Regions from separate parts of the Homo sapiens genome. Here regions 2 and 3 are each linked to region 1. The links are chromatin contacts, found by Hi-C in ENCODE. All regions are on one chromosome and are shown on one strand. Each heading gives the region's core, a stretch centred on a gene start or an enhancer-like site at or near the end of the contact. The rest is flanking DNA. Distances are from core to core; before and after follow the strand shown. Region 1 has its middle 11 kb from the start of LINC01358. Region 2 overlaps FGGY (FGGY carbohydrate kinase domain containing). Region 3 holds the start of TACSTD2 (tumor associated calcium signal transducer 2).

Evidence for each region. A loop is a pair of places that touch in the nucleus more often than their neighbours do. Pooled maps may share reads with other maps.
Region 2: a pooled map shows a loop between it and region 1 (3-fold over the local background). The contact joins two enhancer-like sites. A Hi-C loop is called at or near these places in 3 of 37 single-sample maps with no recorded cell type and 2 of 50 pooled maps.
Region 3: a loop to region 1 is called in a map with no recorded cell type, with 5 times the contacts of the local background. The contact joins the promoter of TACSTD2 here to the enhancer-like site in region 1. A Hi-C loop is called at or near these places in 4 of 37 single-sample maps with no recorded cell type and 3 of 50 pooled maps.

Annotation. Positions count from the first base shown.
Region 1 is chr1:59,007,444-59,011,075 of GRCh38, reverse strand. No RefSeq gene overlaps it. Among named protein-coding and RNA genes, the nearest start is that of LINC01358, 11 kb to the left of the region's middle. RefSeq lists enhancers at 2,639-2,708, 2,749-2,798, 2,819-2,868, 3,139-3,248. Within about 2 kb of position 2,280, at least 6 of the 41 ENCODE cell types and tissues checked have a DNase peak (open chromatin) inside an H3K27ac peak, as active enhancers do.
Region 2 is chr1:59,353,002-59,356,746 of GRCh38, reverse strand. The region is part of intron 4 of FGGY (FGGY carbohydrate kinase domain containing); the gene reads right to left. Among named protein-coding and RNA genes, the nearest start is that of FGGY, 58 kb to the right of the region's middle. Within about 2 kb of position 1,851, at least 10 of the 41 ENCODE cell types and tissues checked have a DNase peak (open chromatin) inside an H3K27ac peak, as active enhancers do.
Region 3 is chr1:58,575,747-58,579,298 of GRCh38, reverse strand. It overlaps TACSTD2 (tumor associated calcium signal transducer 2), which reads left to right and starts at 2,047. Exons shown (of 1, transcript NM_002353.3): 1 at 2,047-3,552. The coding sequence starts at 2,143. The coding sequence ends at 3,114. RefSeq lists enhancers at 1,889-2,583, 2,584-3,279.

The DNA.
Region 1 (3,632 bases), core at 1,031-3,530:
CTCAACAGTAAAAGATAAGGAATTAAGCTCATGAGAAGGAGAAAAGTGCCTTTAAGGAGCTGATGACCAAATTGTGGCAATATATCACACATACACATGAAAAGTTGCCTAGTAATGCCAAGGATTGTTTACTAATTCACAAGCCATGAAGGACAAATGCAATTCAGAAGAGAAAGTGCCCCATCAGCTGAGGAGGTCAGAGAAGGCTGGAGAGGCTGCAGCGTGTATCGAGTTTTGAATAGTAGGTAGGATTTGTAATAAGTAGAAGGAAGCTACCATATTTGAACATCTTCTATGGGCTGAACCTTTCATACCTATCATCTCTTTTATTCCTTACCACAACCTTGGGTGGTGGGTATATATATATATGTTTACAAATGAAACCGAGGCTTGATCAGAGAGTTTATGTCCCTTGCTCAGCTAGTAGATGGCAGGCAGAGTTGAGATCCAACCTTAAGCCACCAGATGGGTGTGTGTTCTTTCTGCCTTCCAACATCTTTGGCCTGCCACCCTGGTCTCAGGGCTAAGTCATGGTAACATGGTCATGGTGTCCATTGGACAAAGGGAAGAAGATGCCAATAGTGCAGAGGAAAGAAACTACACAATATGAACACCTACAATAGTAGAGGTGGCCCACAGGCTAGATCAGACTTGAAGATACATTTTTGGATGGGCTCACCCAAGGTTTAAAGAAAATATGAAGCCCATCCCTGCAGTTAAAAAAAAAAAAAAATAGCCGCCTGGGCACGGTGGGTCACACCTGTAATCCCAACACTGTGGGAGGCCAAAGTGGGGGGATCACCTGAGGTTGGGAGTTCAAGATCAGCCTGACCAACATGGAGAAACCATGTCTCTACTAAAAACACAAAATTAGCCAGGCGTGGTGGCACATGCCTATAATCCCAGCTACTCGGGAAGCTGAGGCAGGAGAATTGCTTGAACCCAGGAGGCAGAGGTTGCAGTGAGCCGAGATTGCGCCACTGCACTCCAGCCTGGGCAACAAGAGCAAAACTCCGTCTCAAAAAAAAAAAAAATAGCCATCAACATAATGAAGGAGGTAGATTTTAATTCTTACCACTCACTTTCAGGCTTTAATCTCCAGGTTCCTATAGACATACAGGTTGGGGACTCTTGGTAAACCATAACTTTCAACATGCAGGCACTCATTTTGACAAACAAATCAGATATTCTCTACCTTCAACGTTGATTAAACTTTCTAAATAATGTCAGTATACTGACTAAAGACAAATTAAAGCACACTTGTTGAGCCATACCTCCTAGAAGCCCTGCCACAGGTCCCTTCTTCAGCGTCACTGAAGAAGCATCACATGACTATTTGAAATTAATAATACCTCTTGTCAGACATGTACTGCATTTGTGTACAAAACATTTTCCTATCCCTTTTTTCTTATTATCCTCAGAAAAGTGCTATGAGTTAGAGGTTCCTAGTCCAATATGCAGATGAGAGAATTCTTTAGATTGGCAGTGACCCTCATTGGAAAGAGCACTGTGTCTGGGTTCAAGCCCTTGTGAGGTGTCAAGCCAGGGCTTCCCTTTCCTGGCCTTAATCTCTATACCATGTGGAGGTGGTCAGACAAGATAGCTTGTACCAACCCATCTACTCTGAAATTCTGTGAAAGAAGAGCAGAATTTTATAACTGTAAGCATATTCACCCTCCTTTGCAATGGCACAAAACAGCCCCAATTTAAAATAAACTATGAACCTTGGTGGGCAGGTTTAGAGCTTTAGTATCCATTTTGCTCTTCTGCCCCAGTTCTGCCCATGTCTCTGTAGGCCCAGAACACCTTGCCATGTCTCCTTAGCACAGGTTTTTAGAAGGAATGAATTCCTGACTGTGAAAACTTAAACTGGTCCTCTGAAGAAAGTGAGGCTCAGAGAGGTTCAGTACCTTGTCTGGGGACACACAGCTGGTGAATGACATAGTTCAATGCAAGCAGCATGCAGGACAGCAACAGTCTGTGTAGAGGTGTTCCAGGTAAGAGCATTTTCTCTGTGATTCCTCCTGGGGCTGTATGTCAGGTGAATTCAGATCTGTCCTTGAGGTTAGGCCCTTTTAGGTCAGATTCGAGAAGCAACCCTTGGCCTTTTGGAGGTCTGAGGCATCTGCTTTTAAAATATACAGAGGGCCCGATGGCATTACAAGGCAAGGCTGTGGATATATCCGAGCCAATGTGGACACATGTTTGGTTCTGAAGCCAAAGGTTTGCAATTGGCTGGAGTGGCCCAGTGGGTGGCGGTTTGTCTAGCTGATGGTCTGGCACCGTCATGAGTCACAGCCTCAGGAGACAGAACCATGTGCCTGGAGATAGCACTGCCTGGGCCACCCTGAGCCCTGGTCTGTAGTATCCTCTCCACCTCTCTACTTTGGTTTCCTCCTCGGAAAATGAGAAGACAATGCGAATTCCCAGAACTGTTCTGAAGCATAAGACCACCGACTTCACATCTCAGCTTGTCTCCTTGCTGTGTGATTTGGGGCATGGTATTTAATCATCTGAGCCTGGCTTCCTTCATCTGTCAAATGAGCATAACAATGATGTCTCCAAAAGGTTGTGGTTCAGATGAGATAAAATCCTAAGAGTAAGGAGCCTGGCACTTAGGAGAAAGGCAGCCATTTTTGTTAGACTATGAAAGAGTTTTAGGAAACAGAAAGAGCCGCTGCAGTCTACGGTGGAGGTGAAGGCAGCATCACTTCTGTGTTGTTGTTATTATCCTTGACAGATGGGCCTGGACGAGAGGTCTGAGGTGAGTTGGGGAAGGCATGAGTCATGTGAGGGCAGCCCCCGGAGCTCCCAGTGCAAGAGGCACTGCATTTTAAACTAGTTGTGGAATTCATTCCACTGCCTTTTTCAGCCCCAAAGACACTGGAAAAAAATAAAATAAAAAGCAAACCACAGCATTTTCAGGCCTCCCACTGGTTTTGCCTTTCTTCCCCCAACGTATTGTTTTTGGGAAGGGCTGTTTCAGCCACAGCGCTGTCAAGAAAACAAGGTGGTTTCCCTTGACCCTTGGCAACCAACACATGCTTTTTCCTACGCTTTGGTGCAGAAGCCCACAAGTGATTTTTAAAAATAATAAAATTCTTCTCTATAAATAAACCCTTATGCTTTCTGCTGTGGGTCTTGGATGGATGAGTTTCTTCTTCTTTCTGAACTCAGTAAGGGCTAAGTTCCCCTCCACAGAGGAACTGCACATTGTGAAGCAAGGGATATTTTGGTGAATCACCTGCCATTGCGTTTTCCACCAATGCAGGAATGGCAAAGTTCTGGAACTTTTACTTAAAGATCCACCATTCCTCAAGAAGACCTATAGCCTCCACGGAATACCCTATCCCCTCTTCCTCTAGAGATTTTACTACTGCTACCGTTACTGGTTTTCCAGAGTCTGACAAATTAAGCATTTATAAGAATTGACTCAGTGACCGCAGAGCAACAGAAAGAGGATGAGTTTTAGAGTCCAGAGACCTGGGTGTGAATTTTAACTTTGCTCCTGACTAACTGTGTAACTCTGGACAAAAGGCTTATATAATTTTGGGCAAGTTACTTAACATCTATGTTAAATGTATGCCTGCCTTGTTTTTGGGATTCCTGAAATGGATATAAATGGTCCATAA
Region 2 (3,745 bases), core at 602-3,101, 350 kb before region 1:
ATGAGGAAGAGAAAATTAACTTATGTTGGGCATACAGTGAACCTTTAGTTTGGAATGAAATGATTGGACAAATGCACCTAGCCATCAAAAATGGCATGAGATGATTTAATAAGTTCATCCGCTCATTCATCCACCCATCAAAATATATAATAAGTTATTAATGTTAGAATTTAAACATTGCTCTGGAGGCTAGGGACACTGAGATAAATACAGCACAATGTAATGCAATAAATTCTAGGGTAGAGATAAGCATAGAATGCCACAGGGGACAGAGTGTAGGACCCTAAGTCAAGGAAGGCTTCCTGGAGGCAGTGAAGGCTGGGTTTTGAACTATTATTATAAGTTTTCCTGGTGAAGGAAGAAATTACTATAAGTTTGCCAGGCAGAAGGAAAAACCTGAGCAAAGACCCAGAGGTGTGAGAGAATACAGGCATGGAATCATGAGAGCCCTGGACCAAGAAATTCGCCATCTGGAATGCCTTTCCATTTCTCTAAGCGCTTGCTAGAGGAAAAGTAATGACAGATTCCTTGAACAAATTCCCACAGCCTAAGTCTCAAATTCAAGTGCTCAGAGGGGTAGGGCTGAAAAAGGAAATGAGTGTAGCAGGCTGGGTGAGGACTGCTGCAAAATGAAGAATGCCGACCCCTTCTAAAGAAGGCAGCCCCTATTCAGCTCCAGCCGTTCCCTTCTGCATGGAAGTGTGGACCCTGTATTGCCAAGTTCTTTCATTATTTATTCAGGAAAATAAATAATCTGAATTTTCAGATAAAATTTCTCAATTTTTAAATATTGGAAACTAATTTAAAATTGTTTATTTTTTTTTTCCAAGCACATGGTAGGTCAAACTAAACCTGATTGGGGACCAGATTCAGCCAGTGGTCTGCCAGCCTGTAGCCCTGGCAAGTGGGAAGAAATGAGTGCCCTTTAAAAGCAGGCAGTGAGAGGCAATAGTTAGATCCCAGGAGCTGGAGGCAGACTGGACTAGGTGAGAATCTGGGCTCTACAACCTACTATTGTGTAGCTTTGGGGATGCTACTTAAGTCCTCTGAGTCTTGGTTTCCTCATACTGCCACACAGATACAGTAAAACAGCATGCTGTTACACTGTGTCACTAAAGGGCAGAGATAAAATTCTGCCTGTGAAGTCCCTAGCATGTTGCTTTTTAGGAAAATAAGCCCAAAAAGAAAAAAAAAAAATCCCTTGCTCAATAATGAAGTGTTGTCAACCAGAAAGGTTAGCTATGACTACAAGCTTTGAATGGAAAATTACTAAGTAATAAAAGCATGAGCATTGTGCTAAAACAGTAGCAAACTCTTCCAACCATGAACAGTGTACCAGTATTAATGTTTTCTTGTGTGTATATGGCCAGTCTTTTTTTCCATACTGATAGTTTCTTTAAACAAATGTATTTATAAGACTGTTCATTAGTCTTCTAACTTTTCTTCCCTTTAACATTACAGTATGTAACAAACCTGCACGTTGTGCACATGTACCCTAAAACTTAAAGTATAATAATAAAAAAAAAACAGTATGAAGTTTGTTGTTGCTATACAAATATTTACTATCTACCTAGCACATATGCCAGAATGATTTTTTTAAGGTCATAAAACATACTGTGTCACACCCATGTTTAAAGCCCATCAACCATTTCCCACTGATCTTGGAATAAAACTCAAACTCCTGCCCCTGGCCTCAAGGCTGCATGCAGCAGCCTTTGCCCACTTCGCCAAACCCCCTCCTACGCCTCTGTGCCTTGCTCATACCCTCCTGGCCCAGCTGACCTCCTTTGCTGATCTCATGAGGTGCTTTCCTCCCCCACAGTGAATCTGTTGCTCCTCCTTCCTATCTCATCATTCAGGTCAAACAAAAACTCCCAAGAGAGGCCCACACTCGCTATGCCAAATCTGTTCATCTGTGTTTTTCCTTCGTAGCATTTTCCAGAAAACAAAATTACTTTGTGTGTGTCTATTTTCTGCCTCTCTACACTAGACTCTAAGTTCCCAGAAGCCTACCCCAGGGCCCTTATCCCACTCATTCACCTTGGCATCTCCAGCGCCCAGCAAAGTGCCTCTCACACAGGAGACACTCAGTATTTCTTAAATGAAACAATGAAGCTACTGACCATTGTTCACAGCCTCAGATCCTCCCGAAGCCATCACCCACAAATTTCTTCCCTAAACTAGTTTATGCAAAGCCTGCAAAGCAAACGCTGAAAGAGGCAGTAGAGCAAAATGGTGATAAGCCCGTACTCTGGATGTGAAATGCCAAAGTTCAAATCCCAGCCTTGCCACTTATTAGCTGAGTGACCTTGGGCAAGTTGCTTAAAGTCTCTGTGCCTGTTTCCTCATCTGTAAAAGACAATAATTAGGCTGGGCACAGTGGCTCACACCTGTAATCCCAGCACTCTGGGAGGCCGAGGTGGGTGGATCACTTGAACTCAGGAGTTTGAGACCAGCCTGGGCAACATGGTAAAACCTCATCTCTACAAAAAAATACACAAATTATCTGGGCATGGTGGTGTGTGCCTGTAGTCCCAGTTACTCAGGAGGCTGGGGTGGGAGAGCCGCTCAAGCCTGGGAGGCAAAGGTTCCAATGAGCCAAGACTGTGCTACTGTACTCCAACCTGGGTGACAGAGCAAGACCCTCTCAAAAAAAAGAAAAGAAAAGAAAAATACAATAATTATAGGGTAGCTGTGAGAAATAAATGAATTATCATGGGTAAAATGCTTAGAAAAGTACCAGATGTATTAACAAGCACTACATACGCTTTAGCTCTTATTTTCATCTATTTTCTTGTTCTGCTCTTACTGCTTGGTTGCTCTGTATCTTTATTCTTTAACTAGACTGTAATTTCTTGGTGGCAGAGACCACTTCTGGATTCCCACACTGAAAGTGCACAGGTTCCCATAAGGTAGCAGATGAGGGAACAGAGCTAATGGTGTGGCTCTTGACATGGGTTTGCTTACATAGTATGAGACCACGAGTAAGTTATTTAACTTTTTTGAGCTTCAGTTTCCTCATCTGGTAATATAAAAAGAGATAATATCTGTCCCACAGACTGCTGTAAAGATTAAATAAAATAACTCTTGTGAAGTAAAAACATTCTGAGACTGGCGGCACTGGTAAATGTCAAGGGAAACAAGTAGAAGGTACTCAAGTAAGTTAATCAGCTTTACAGCTCGAAGTTGGCTGCCTTTGGAATTGGTATTACACATAGGATGTGGGTGATTCAAATAAATGAATGACTGAAAATATGTTCTGTGCTCTTCTATTCTCTATTTTCTATGATTGTCTCTAGAAACTTTGATGATGGTTTCTAGAATTTTCCTTAATAAAACAGGAAAAAACATATCACTCATTATGGCCAGCCCCATGAAATAGGATATTTTAGTCTTTAAAATTATCTCAGTTAGTGATAGGATGTTACTGAAATGCCCATCAGTAGAAACAAGCACTTTTAAACACAATGATAATGAAAATAAAGTACCATTTGAGTATCTACTATATAAGCCACTTTACAAATACCTCACTAACTCATAACTCTACAAGACTGATACTATTGTCCTCATTTTATAGCTCAGCACACTGAGACTCAGAGAAGTTGATTTTAGCTTGTCCAAGATCCCACAATTGGTAAGTGGTACAGAAAAATTTAAATGCAAGTTTGGCTCCAAATCCTGTACTTTTCTGTATAGATTTGTGTTATATCTCCCAAAGTTCCTCAATATCTTGTATTAGTGCTAC
Region 3 (3,552 bases), core at 798-3,297, 430 kb after region 1:
GCAGGGTGGACCGAGGTCGGAGAGGGGAAAAGAAACTAGAACCTGACTCAGATATCTGTCCAAGGAAGACCTGAACAGAGACAGTGGGGATAGACAGCAGAGGACTATCCCACAATTCCTCATGTTTGTGGATAAGAAATTGTCCCTCACGCGGATCACGAGGTCAGGAGATCGAGACCACCCTGGCTAACACGGTGAAACCCCGTCTCTACTAAAAATACCAAAAAAATTAGCCGGGCGTGGTGGCAGGCGCTTGTAGTCCCAGCTACTCAGGAGGCTGAAGCAGGAGAATGGCATGAACCCAGGAGGTGGAGCTTGCAGTGAGTTGAGATCATGCCACTGCACTCCAGCCTGGGTGACAGAGCGAGACTCCGTCTCAAAAAAAAAAAAAAAAAAAAAAAAAAAAAAAAAAATTCGCCGGGCGTGGTGGCTCATGCCTGTAATCCCAGCACTTTGGGAGGCTGAGGTGGGCGGATCACCTGAGGTCAGGAGTTTGAGACCAGCCTGACCAACATGGAGAAACCCTGTCTCTACTAAAAATACAAAAAAAAATTAGCCAGGCTTGATGGCTCATGCCTGTAATCCCAGCTACTCGGGAGGCTGACGCGGGAGACTTGCTTGAACCTGGGCGGCGGAGGTTGTGGTGAGCCGAGATCACGCCATTGCACTCCAGCCTGGGCAACAAGGGCAAAACTCCGTCTCAAAAAAAAAAAAGAAAAAAGAAATTGTCCCTCACATGTCTCTGCTTCCTCTGTCTGTCAAGGCAGAATATATTTCAATCTTCCTGCCTCAGGAATTGCGTGAAAATTAATGGGACAGAGGCCCAGCTGGCTTTCATCTGCTAAACAACACCCTTGCACGACTGGTGGTGCACATTAAATGCTGAACATATAAAATGTGCTTTGATGGAGGACCTGGGAATAATTATAGCTTGCTAATTATTGTTAATTTTACCACAGCTTTGAAACTCTAGACTTTCTCAATGACTCAAAAAGAGATTGCAACCCCTGTATGCCATGAAACTAGCCACACAGTGGCAGACAAGCAATTTCTCACAGGCTCCATTCTTTCATTATTTACATGGTTCAGCTACTTACGTGGGATACAGGAAAAGAAAAGCAACGATTTGCTGTGTTAGAATCAAATTGTACAAAAAACTCTTTACAGTCTTGCTGGCTCTTTAAGAATTTGTTCCTGTTTGTCTCTTTATAGCCAGTGCACAAATAAATATTATGTGCGTGTGTGCCTGTGTGTGTGCGCTTGTGTGAGGTACAGAAAATTAGTGTTTAACAGAACTTTTAACCCTCTGGACACCAGGATACCTGTGTTTTACCCTTGATATGGTGAGTAACAGAACTGCTTCCCTAACTTCCCTTCAGATTCTGTGTCACTTCGTGTCCACAAACACTTTATTTAAGGTCTCATCACTCCTAGGCAGGGTGCCAAAGACCCCTCTCAGAAATATGAGGAAGTTGATAGCAGTGTGACTTCAGGTCTTTAAGCCTCATCAGTACCACCTATAAAACGGGTCTGATAGTCCCTACCTGTCAGGACTGGTGTTAGGATGAGATAATGTTTGTGAACTGTAAACTATATAAACGTGTGCTACTGTGAGAACTGGACAAAGAAGAGAGGGAGTGAGAGAAATTAAGGGAGGGCTGGGGCTGGGAAAGAACGAAAAGGGAGTCGCGTATAGAGGAGAGCGCGACAGTCGCGAGCCACACTTTGCAATGAAACTCTTTAGACTTTCTGCCGGGAGAGCGGCCCAGACGCGCCAGGTCTGTAGCAGGAGGCCGCGCCGAGGGCGGGTCCCCAGAAGCCTACAGGTGAGTATCGGTTCTCCCCTTCCCGGCTTTCGGTCCGGAGGAGGCGGGAGCAGCTTCCCTGTTCTGATCCTATCGCGGGCGGCGCAGGGCCGGCTTGGCCTTCCGTGGGACGGGGAGGGGGGCGGGATGTGTCACCCAAATACCAGTGGGGACGGTCGGTGGTGGAACCAGCCGGGCAGGTCGGGTAGAGTATAAGAGCCGGAGGGAGCGGCCGGGCGGCAGACGCCTGCAGACCATCCCAGACGCCGGAGCCCGAGCCCCGACGAGTCCCCGCGCCTCATCCGCCCGCGTCCGGTCCGCGTTCCTCCGCCCCACCATGGCTCGGGGCCCCGGCCTCGCGCCGCCACCGCTGCGGCTGCCGCTGCTGCTGCTGGTGCTGGCGGCGGTGACCGGCCACACGGCCGCGCAGGACAACTGCACGTGTCCCACCAACAAGATGACCGTGTGCAGCCCCGACGGCCCCGGCGGCCGCTGCCAGTGCCGCGCGCTGGGCTCGGGCATGGCGGTCGACTGCTCCACGCTGACCTCCAAGTGTCTGCTGCTCAAGGCGCGCATGAGCGCCCCCAAGAACGCCCGCACGCTGGTGCGGCCGAGTGAGCACGCGCTCGTGGACAACGATGGCCTCTACGACCCCGACTGCGACCCCGAGGGCCGCTTCAAGGCGCGCCAGTGCAACCAGACGTCGGTGTGCTGGTGCGTGAACTCGGTGGGCGTGCGCCGCACGGACAAGGGCGACCTGAGCCTACGCTGCGATGAGCTGGTGCGCACCCACCACATCCTCATTGACCTGCGCCACCGCCCCACCGCCGGCGCCTTCAACCACTCAGACCTGGACGCCGAGCTGAGGCGGCTCTTCCGCGAGCGCTATCGGCTGCACCCCAAGTTCGTGGCGGCCGTGCACTACGAGCAGCCCACCATCCAGATCGAGCTGCGGCAGAACACGTCTCAGAAGGCCGCCGGTGACGTGGATATCGGCGATGCCGCCTACTACTTCGAGAGGGACATCAAGGGCGAGTCTCTATTCCAGGGCCGCGGCGGCCTGGACTTGCGCGTGCGCGGAGAACCCCTGCAGGTGGAGCGCACGCTCATCTATTACCTGGACGAGATTCCCCCGAAGTTCTCCATGAAGCGCCTCACCGCCGGCCTCATCGCCGTCATCGTGGTGGTCGTGGTGGCCCTCGTCGCCGGCATGGCCGTCCTGGTGATCACCAACCGGAGAAAGTCGGGGAAGTACAAGAAGGTGGAGATCAAGGAACTGGGGGAGTTGAGAAAGGAACCGAGCTTGTAGGTACCCGGCGGGGCAGGGGATGGGGTGGGGTACCGGATTTCGGTATCGTCCCAGACCCAAGTGAGTCACGCTTCCTGATTCCTCGGCGCAAAGGAGACGTTTATCCTTTCAAATTCCTGCCTTCCCCCTCCCTTTTGCGCACACACCAGGTTTAATAGATCCTGGCCTCAGGGTCTCCTTTCTTTCTCACTTCTGTCTTGAAGGAAGCATTTCTAAAATGTATCCCCTTTCGGTCCAACAACAGGAAACCTGACTGGGGCAGTGAAGGAAGGGATGGCATAGCGTTATGTGTAAAAAACAAGTATCTGTATGACAACCCGGGATCGTTTGCAAGTAACTGAATCCATTGCGACATTGTGAAGGCTTAAATGAGTTTAGATGGGAAATAGCGTTGTTATCGCCTTGGGTTTAAATTATTTGATGAGTTCCACTTGTATC